3 separate regions of the Homo sapiens genome follow, and all the other regions are linked to region 1. The links are chromatin contacts, found by Hi-C or POLR2A ChIA-PET in ENCODE. All regions are on one chromosome and are shown on one strand. The core of a region is the stretch at or near the end of the contact, and the rest is flanking DNA. Distances in the headings are between cores, read along the strand shown.

Region 1 (2,700 bases), core at 84-2,583:
CTGCTCTCAGGAGAGGAAGGAAGCGGGACACCTGCAGAGGGGCCGGGGGCCCCAGTCTCCGGTTCCCCTTCAGCGGCCCGGGCTTGCTGAGCCCTCAAAGTAGGACACGCAGCCAGAGACACCTGTGGCCTCACAAGGCCCGCTTGCCCCCCATGGGGTGCCTGGCCCCGCAAGCGCGAAGCGGTCAGAAAAGGGAGGCCGCGCTTCAGGGCTCAGGCCGCCCAAGGGGCCACGATTCGAGGAATCACTCGGGAGGGAGGGAGCGCGCGAGGGCCGGGCTGAGCCCCCGCCCGTGGGTGCGCGCCTGGAAAACTCGCAGCCTCCGCCCTGGGAAGTGGGGCAGCGGCTCCCTTTGTCCGCACCACACCAGGTGGGTGTCCCGGCCGACTCCGCTCGCCACGTGGCCGCGCCCCTCCCCTCCGCCGAGCTCCAGCGGCCTGGAGTGCGCTCGCCCGTTCGGCCCTGCGCCTCGTCCGGGTCCCCGGGAAGCTGCTAAGGAGGGGCCGTCGGGTGGGTGGACGTCCGTCTCGGGTCTGGGTTCCCCGCCGCACCCGCGAGGAAAACCGGGGATGCGCTGCGATGACCGGCAGTAACCCCGGCCGGGGCGCCCGCGGCCGGGGTCAACGCCCGCACTTGCGCCGCGGCCCGCGAGGCATCCGGGACCGCCCCGCCGCCCGCCCATCACCCTATCGCCTAGCAACGCCCACCCGCGCGCCGCCATTGGGCCGGTGCGAACACCCCTGGCGCCCGATTGGTTGCTGCTGCCGCCGCGCCGCGCAACGCCGCGCCCTCAGCCAGCTCCGCGCGGGCAGCGACGGCGGCGTGGAGTCGGCGGCCGAAGTGCGGGCACGCGGGTCCGTCCGTCCTTCCGCGCGCCTGTGGGTCCGAGCGCCCCGCCGCAGCCGGCTGGACCCCCGGTGTGGCCACGGGGTAGTCCCCAGTGTGGCCCAAGCATTCCCATCCCGCACACGTGGCCCCGGCGGACACGGGGGTCGGGGATGGCTCGGGAGGCGCGCCGCGGGCTCGGTCGCAGCCGCGTGCGCGTCGGGGCCCGCGGGGCGGGAGGCGGAAGTCGGGGGGCGGTGGTTTCCCGCCCGCCCCGCCCCCGGCGCTCCTCAGTCCCAGCCCCACCCCCCCAGGCGCGTTCCCGCGCAGGGTCCCGGCTCGGGCGGCGGCGCGCACGAGCATCACCCCACCGGCGGCGGCGCGCCGGGTCCCGGGGCGCAGCCCCGACGCTCATTGGCCTGGGCGGCGCAGCCAAGCTGTCAGCCCATGTGGCGTGGCCGCCCGGGGATGGCCGCGGTTTAAATAGCGTCGGCGCCGGCCTAGAGGGAGCCAGAGAGACGGCAGCGGCCCCGGCCTCCCTCTCCGCCGCGCTTCAGCCTCCCGCTCCGCCGCGCTCCAGCCTCGCTCTCCGCCGCCCGCACCGCCGCCCGCGCCCTCACCAGGTACGAGCAGCCGGCGCTGGGGCCGGGGCGCGGGTCGTGGTCGGGGCTGGGCCCGGGGTTCCCGGGGTGGCCCGGCTCCTCATCCTCCGCTCTCGGGGCGCGCGTGGCCCGGCCCCGTATCCAGGGGTCGCCTGGGCGGCCTGTCCGGGTCTCGGTGTTCGTGCCCCTTCGGAGGCGCCCGGGGCCCCGCGGAGTAGGTGGGCGGATGGCGGGGGAAGGACGCCGGGGAAAGCCACCAACAGCCGCCTTCGCTTCCCGTGGGGGAGGCCGCGGACCCTGAAGGGCCTGGAGGAGCCCCCGGCTCGGCCTCCCCGCGCCCACAAAGGCGCCGCCGCATCCTCCTCCCGGAGCCGCCCCGGAGCCGAGGCCCAGCCCGAAGGGGACGCCGCGAGGGAGGAACGGGGGGGCGCAGGGGCCGCGCCGGGACCGGCCTCCCCATCACGTGGCGCAGCCCGGCCGAAGCGCAGGGGTCCCGAGCAGCCCCCGCCCGGGGCGAAGGGAGGCCGGGCGCGCCGCGGTGTTCCCACCCCCTGCCTGGCCGTCGACCCCGCGTGAATAGCAAGCGGCGAGGACCCAGCGTGCGGGCCTGGAGCTGGCCCGGGGCAGCCAAGCCTCTGTGAATCGCAGCGGGTGGGAAGGCGGCCGCCTCCCTGCCGGGACGGCCCAAGGGAGGCCGCACTGCCGAGGGGCGGCGCGCGTATCAGGCCCTGGGGCCTCGTGCAAGTGGCCAGACCAGCGCTGGCCTCCGCCCCCTCCCCCCAGGGCCGCACCAGCCCTCATGCTGGAGGAGGAGCCGGCGGCCTGGGCACCCGTTCCGGGTCTTAGGGACCTGGGCTCCAGGGAGGGCCTCCTGTGGTGTGTGGGTTGGTATGGGGAGGCAAGCGTCTGTGGGTTCACCCGCGCAGGTGAAGGGTGCCAGGCAACACCTGCGTGTCCTGGCCAGGAGTGGTTCTCCAGGTTGGACCCTGCTGGAGGGGTTGGACTGGCTGGGTCGGTCCACAGTGGGGCAGGGGCCACCTTTCCCCCAGAGCATAGGCTATCCCCATTTCGTCCCTCCCCAGCCCTGGTGGCTCTTGGGCTGGCCTGGACAGCGGGCCCCCACCCCAACACGGGTGAGCATGGGTGCTGAGTACCCCCCTCTAGGGCTCCCAGCCACCTCCATGCCCCGGCTTTGGGACCCTGCCTCTCCATTTCTTTGATGGCCCTTAGCAGGCTGGCCACCTGAGGCCTTGTCCCCATCTCAGGTGACCCT
Region 2 (2,700 bases), core at 141-2,640, 550 kb before region 1:
AAAGTGAGGAGGGGGAGTGGAGAGGACTCCCTGGGCAAGAGACACGAGGGCCAGCACTCAGGCCTCCACAGCCATCCACTGCATGAGCCAAGCCCAGGGACAAAGCTCTGTGACCAGGATGCCCCCAGCAGCCTGACCCTAAGAGTTGAGAACTGTGCCCTGTGAGCAATGTGACCTGAGGGTCCCGGAGTCCTGCGGGGGCTGTGCTGTGTGAGGGCCACCTGTCCTTTAGGTGGGGTACTAAGGGGTTGTGTCCTCTATGGGCTGTGTCGTGGGGGGGCTGTGTGTCCTCTGGGGGGCTATGTGTCCTGGGAAGGTCCCTGTGTCCTGGGAAGGTCTCTGTGACCTGGCGGTCTGTGTGTCCTGGGGGGGCTGTGTGTCTTAGGGGGACCTCTGTGTCTTCTGGGGGAATATGTGCCCTGGAAAGGACTCTGTGTACTGGGGGAGGCTGTGTGTCTTAGGGGGGCTGTGTCCTGGGGGGGTTTCTGTGTCCCGGGGGGGCTGTGTGTCCTGGGAGTGCTGTGTCCTGGGGGACCTCTGTGTCCTGGGGGCACTGTGTGTCCTGGGGGGACCTCTGTGTCCTGGAGACTGCGTGTCTTGGGGGTCCTCTGTGTCCTGGGGGGTCTCTGTCCTGGGGACTGTGTGTCTTGGGCACCCTCTGCGTCCTGCAGGAGCTGCGTGTCCTGGGGGGGCTGAGTGACTTGGGGGCCCTCTGTGTCCTGGGGGTCTCTGTCTCCTGAAGGGGGACCCTAGTATTGTGGCGCTTCTGGGCTTGCCTCTCATGAGGGATGATGCACCGGGCCTCAGTTTTGGGTCAGCCTCCTTTACCGGCTCTCCCCCCTTCCTCCGACCGTCAGGTATCCGTGCCAAGCCCTCAACGGGCCATCCTCCTTCCCGCGGCGACCCCGCGCATGACAAGGCCAGACCCTCCCGCGAACGTGCTCTGCGCTCCCGCCTGGCCCCTCCCCGCCCCGCCCCTCCCCCTCCTCCCCGCCCCGCCTCGCTCCGCCCCTCCCCGCCTCCGCCCCGCCCCGCCCGCCCTGCCTCTCCCCGCCTTTCCTCGCCTCGCCCCGCCCCGCCCCGCCCCCTCCTCCCCGCCCCGCCTCGCTCCGCCTCTCCCCGCCTCATCCCGCCCCGCCCGCCCTGCCTCTCCCCGCCTCATCCCGCCCCGCCCGCCCTGCCTCTCCCCGCCTTTCCTCGCCTCGCCTCGCCTCGCCCCGCCCCGCCCCTCCCCGCCCTGCCTCGCCTCGTCTCGCCTCGCTTCGGTTAGATGCGCTCGGCGCTCCATAGGCTCCCTGGTGGGGCGCGGGCGCGCGCACGGACGTCCAGCACGCACGCACGCACGTCCAGCACACACGCACATCCAGCACGCACGCACGTACGTCCGGCACTTCCGGCCGCGGCGGCCTCAGCGCCGGCCCGAAGGGACCAGGCCGCCGTCCCCAGCGAGAGGCATGCAGCGCTGAGGAGCGGCGACCCAGCACGGCGGCGCCATGAACCTCCTGCCGTGTAACCCTCACGGCAACGGGCTGCTCTACGCCGGCTTCAACCAGGACCACGGTGAGGAGGCGCGGCCCTGTCGCCTTGCCCGGCCGGGCCTTCCCGCAGCCCGGGGTCCCCGGCTCTCAGGCCTCTCCTGGGCGCCCCTTTCCGGCCAGGCCTTCCACCCGGGACCCCGGCCCCGCCCGAGCTCCCCTCCGAAGCCCCCGGCCCCGGCCCTCGCCGCTGCTCCCAGCCCGAGCCGGGGTCCGGACCAGGCCCGAACCGGCTCCCACCTTCCTGGCCTTTCGCGCTCCCCCACCCCCCGGGTTGTGACCGCTCCCAGCCGGCCGTCCCGGGCCGAGGTCGAGGTCGGTGGGAGACGGCACAGAACCCCAGCCTCCTGCGCGGACGCCCCTCCCCGCGCGCCACGCCCACTCGGGTTCCCTGGCTCCCTGCGGGCTCCACGGTTATCGGGATTTTCCCCACAGCGTGATTGACGCCCTGCCCAGAACCCCGTTTTGCCCCCTGTTCCTTTCAGGGTCTTTAGTAGGTAGCCCGTGGCTGAGCTGACTTCGCTTGGGTTTACTGGAGCCGCGGAGCCGGCGTCTCCGACGCCTCTGGTGGCGAGTGGCGCGGGTGGGGTGCAGGTCTCACCTTTCCCGTCGGTTTCCATCGGAAAATGTCACTCTCCCCACCCCCACTCCCCGGGATTTTTCTTCGTGTTTGGTGGAGTCAAAGGACTTAAGGGAGGCCTTTGAGGGAAATCTTACTTCTTTTCCCATGTCGGAATCCAGGTGTAAGCACTGGATGATTTAAAGCGCCCAGGGAAGGTGACCTCCTTCCCCGCAGGTGCTTCGGAGCTGCGGGGGATGCGGCCGGGGCGGCGCGGTCGGATTCCCGCGGGAGGCGGGCGGGACCTGGATTCGGATGGTTGCCTCCTCACCTCCCATTTGAAGGGCGCGCTTCCCAAAGGTCCTGATGGGGAGGAAAAGGAATGTCCGTTATTCCGAGACAGGCTTCTGCGAGGCTTTACATGTTGGCTTTGGAAGTTTTGTTTTTGAAGAGAATCCAGGCAGGTGCTGTATGATCCCGTATATGTGAAGACAATTTTATTTATTTATTTATTTCATTTTGAGACGGAGTCTCATTCTGTCGCCCAGCCTGGTGCGATCTCGACTCACTGCAACCTCCTCCTCCCGGGTTCACGCCATTCTCCTG
Region 3 (2,875 bases), core at 221-2,720, 620 kb before region 1:
AACATATACAGACACACAACACACACACAACACATACAGACACACAACACACACAACATACGACTTACAGACACACCATACACACACAACACACAGACACACACACACAACATACACAGCAGTGATCCCCGCAGAACAGGTCAGGGCCAGCGGCCTTTCTTTTTCTCCTGAGACACACACCACTGCCCTGCCCACTCTCCCATCCTCACCTGGGGCTCCACCCTTACACACACACAGACACACAATACATACACACAACATACAAACATTACAAACATACACACATACAACGTACACACACACAACATACACATAGACACACACACTCTCCTCGTGCTCCTGACTTCCAGCTGTCTTCATCCTTCTTTCAGTTCTTCAGAGTCCCCACCTCCTCAGCCTCAGAGCCCCACCACAGCTGCCATGTCACCGCTGCTAGGAACACTCTTTTTTTTTTGAGACGGAGTCTCATTCAGTCACCCAGCAGGCTGGAGTGCAGTGGCGCGATCTCGACTCACTGCAACCTCTGCCTCCTGGGTTCAAGCGATTCTTCTGCCTCAGCCTCCCGAGTAGCTGGGATTACAGGCGCCCGCCACCACGCCCAGCTAATTTTTGTATTTTTAATAGAGACGGGGGTTTCACCTTGTTGGCCAGGCTGGTCTCGAACTCCTGACTTCGCGCTCCACCCACCTCTGTCTCCCAAAGTGCTGGGATTACAGGCGTGAGCCACCGCGCCCGGCCCGAGAATGAGTCTAACAGAAGGACAGAGCATGCCAGGGTGTGGTGAGGCGCAGCAGCTGGCCTGGGGGCAGCACCTTCGCCCCGTTTCACAACGTACTGACCGAGGCTCACGGGGGATGGACACCTCCAGAGTCACTTAAGCTGAGGACTTAAGCAGCTTCCCCGGCTAGAACGACCCCACTTAACCAGCACCGCAGGGCAGGAACCCCGGGAGCAAGACTGCAGCAGCCAGTCCCGCCCCATTTCACGTAGCGCCCCCGAGAGAAAGTTCACGGAGAACAGGAGGTGTGGGGCGGCCGCGGTTCCTGCTCCGGACAGTTCCCCGCAGGTGCAAACTCCTCCGGACGCCCCGGACGCTTCCGCCGCCCCCGTTCACCGCTCGCCCCGCGCAAAGGGTTCCCCGCAAGGGGCGGCGGCGGCAGTCCCGGGAGAGCCACCCACGGCCTCCGGCGGGAGAAGCCCAGGCCGCGCCCCGCGCCGAGGCCCGCGACCCTCTCCGGAAAGAAACCGGTCCCCCGGCCCGCCCGACCCGCTGCCTGACCTCCGCCTTGGGGTTCACTTTCACGAACACTCGTCCTTGATCCGTGTCGTAGCTCCGGCCCTGGCTGATGCACCCGCCCCCCGAGTGGCCCGTGGCCCTGACAGAGCTGCAGCCCAGCTCGCGCCTCAGGAGCTCCTCCATGTTCCCGCCGCGGCCGCGGACCCGCCCCGGATCTGGCGGAGACTCGAGAGACGGCGGCCGAGCGGGCAAACATGAGTCCGCGCGAGGATTGGGCGGGGGGCGGGTGGGGGCGGGGCCCGGCCGCAGAGACAAGCGCTAGGATTGGGTGGCGGGAAGGGGCGGGCGTGGCCGCAGAGATGAGCGCTGGGATTGAGGGGCGGGAAGGGGAGGGGCCGGGAGGCAGGTAGGCGCGGGGGATTGGGTGGGGGTGAGATGACGTCAGGGGGCGGGGCCTGACCGACCCCGACCCAGACGGTTTGGGTTCAACTCTCCTGCACAAAATAAGTGGAAATGCTGATGGAAATAGTTAGAATATATTTTCTAAAGAGCTGACCCACTAGCAAGGGGCATCAGCCCAAGGTCTGGGTGCCGGGAGCCCAGAATGTTAAGATTGCTTTCGCCCGGGCGTTTGCTGAACCCGAGGAACAGAGCTCCTGATGTGGGGAGTGGCGGGCGCGCTCGGGGTGCACGTGCAACGGAGACACCGCCCCTAAACCTGGGGCCCTGAGGCTAACAGCTAACAGTGGCCCTGCCGTTACGGCCAGTGTCAGGTGCCAGCTGGGCTGGACCAGGAATTCCCAGAAACCTGGCAAGGCATGATTTGGGGTGGGTCGTGCTGAGGGCCACACCATCCGCTTCCCCGCTTCTGAGGCCTTCCGACCTGGGCTGAGCCCGGCTACCCGAGTCCCGGGGTCTCCGGCTCACAGACTTCTCGGCCTCCGTAATTGCAAACGCCAGCTCCCCCAGTCCATCTCCTGTCCTGGATCTACGTCTATATCCTACTGGATCCGTCTCTCTGGAGAACCCTAATACAGCTGTCAACACAAGGATGAACTAACTACAAGAAGGCCTGAATAGGAACTCTCCCAGGGGACGAAGAGGTTTCAGCCTTCAGCAAAGGATGGTTCATAGAAACCGTTCGCATAGTCGGCCCTCCACGGACTGCAACCCTAGTTAATATTACCTACAGTAAACAAAAAATTCAAGTATAGATTTTAGTCTAAAGCAAATAGGAAATGTCGCTTCCCTGGACGTTGGGAGAAGCAAACACGAATCCTCTCCTGAGGCCGGAAGCGGTGGCTCACGCCTGTAATCCCAGCACTTTGGGAGGCTGAGGCGGGCGGATCATTTTATAACTATCTATTAAATGGTACATATGTGTGTGTTCACGCACTTTTCTGTGTGTATACCGCATTTCATAATTTTAAAAAGCAAAAAAGATTAGCGGGGCGTGGTGGCGGGCGCTTGTAATCCCAGATACTCGGGAGGCTGAGGCAGGAGAATCGCTTGAACCCGGGAGGCGGAGGTTGCAGTGAGCTGAGATCCCGCCATTGCACTCCAGCCTGGGTGACAAGAGCAAAACTCCGTCTCAAAAAAAAAAAAGGCAAAAAAGAACAGATGAAAATCCGCAGATGG

What was found. Hi-C counts contacts between places; a loop is a spot of excess contacts on that map. ChIA-PET counts read pairs that join two places held with the same protein, here RNA polymerase II (POLR2A). Pooled maps may share reads with other maps.
Region 2: a loop to region 1 is called in a map with no recorded cell type, with 36 times the contacts of the local background. The contact joins the promoter of WDR45B here to the promoter of FASN in region 1. A Hi-C loop is called at or near these places in 5 of 37 single-sample maps with no recorded cell type and 14 of 50 pooled maps. POLR2A ChIA-PET finds 5 or more read pairs at or near these places in 1 of 52 experiments (PC-9).
Region 3: a pooled map shows a loop between it and region 1 (15-fold over the local background). The contact joins the promoter of FN3KRP here to the promoter of FASN in region 1. A Hi-C loop is called at or near these places in 1 of 37 single-sample maps with no recorded cell type and 7 of 50 pooled maps. POLR2A ChIA-PET finds 5 or more read pairs at or near these places in 1 of 52 experiments (PC-3).

The regions. Positions count from the first base shown.
Region 1 is chr17:82,096,869-82,099,568 of GRCh38, reverse strand. FASN (fatty acid synthase) reads left to right here and starts at 1,333. Exons shown (of 43, transcript NM_004104.5): 1 at 1,333-1,448. RefSeq lists silencers at 161-1,640, 1,711-1,900, 1,921-2,130, 2,191-2,240 and an enhancer at 2,109-2,700.
Region 2 is chr17:82,647,134-82,649,833 of GRCh38, reverse strand. It overlaps WDR45B (WD repeat domain 45B), which reads left to right and starts at 1,390. Exons shown (of 10, transcript NM_019613.4): 1 at 1,390-1,560. The coding sequence starts at 1,494. RefSeq lists enhancers at 798-867, 1,246-1,745 and silencers at 1,158-1,227, 1,828-1,877, 1,888-1,937.
Region 3 is chr17:82,715,301-82,718,175 of GRCh38, reverse strand. It overlaps FN3KRP (fructosamine 3 kinase related protein), which reads right to left and starts at 1,470. Exons shown (of 6, transcript NM_024619.4): 1 at 1,280-1,470. The coding sequence starts at 1,420. LOC101929552 (a long non-coding RNA gene) reads left to right here and starts at 1,923. Exons shown (of 2, transcript NR_136400.1): 1 at 1,923-2,609. RefSeq lists silencers at 1,144-1,233, 1,314-1,393, 1,414-1,653.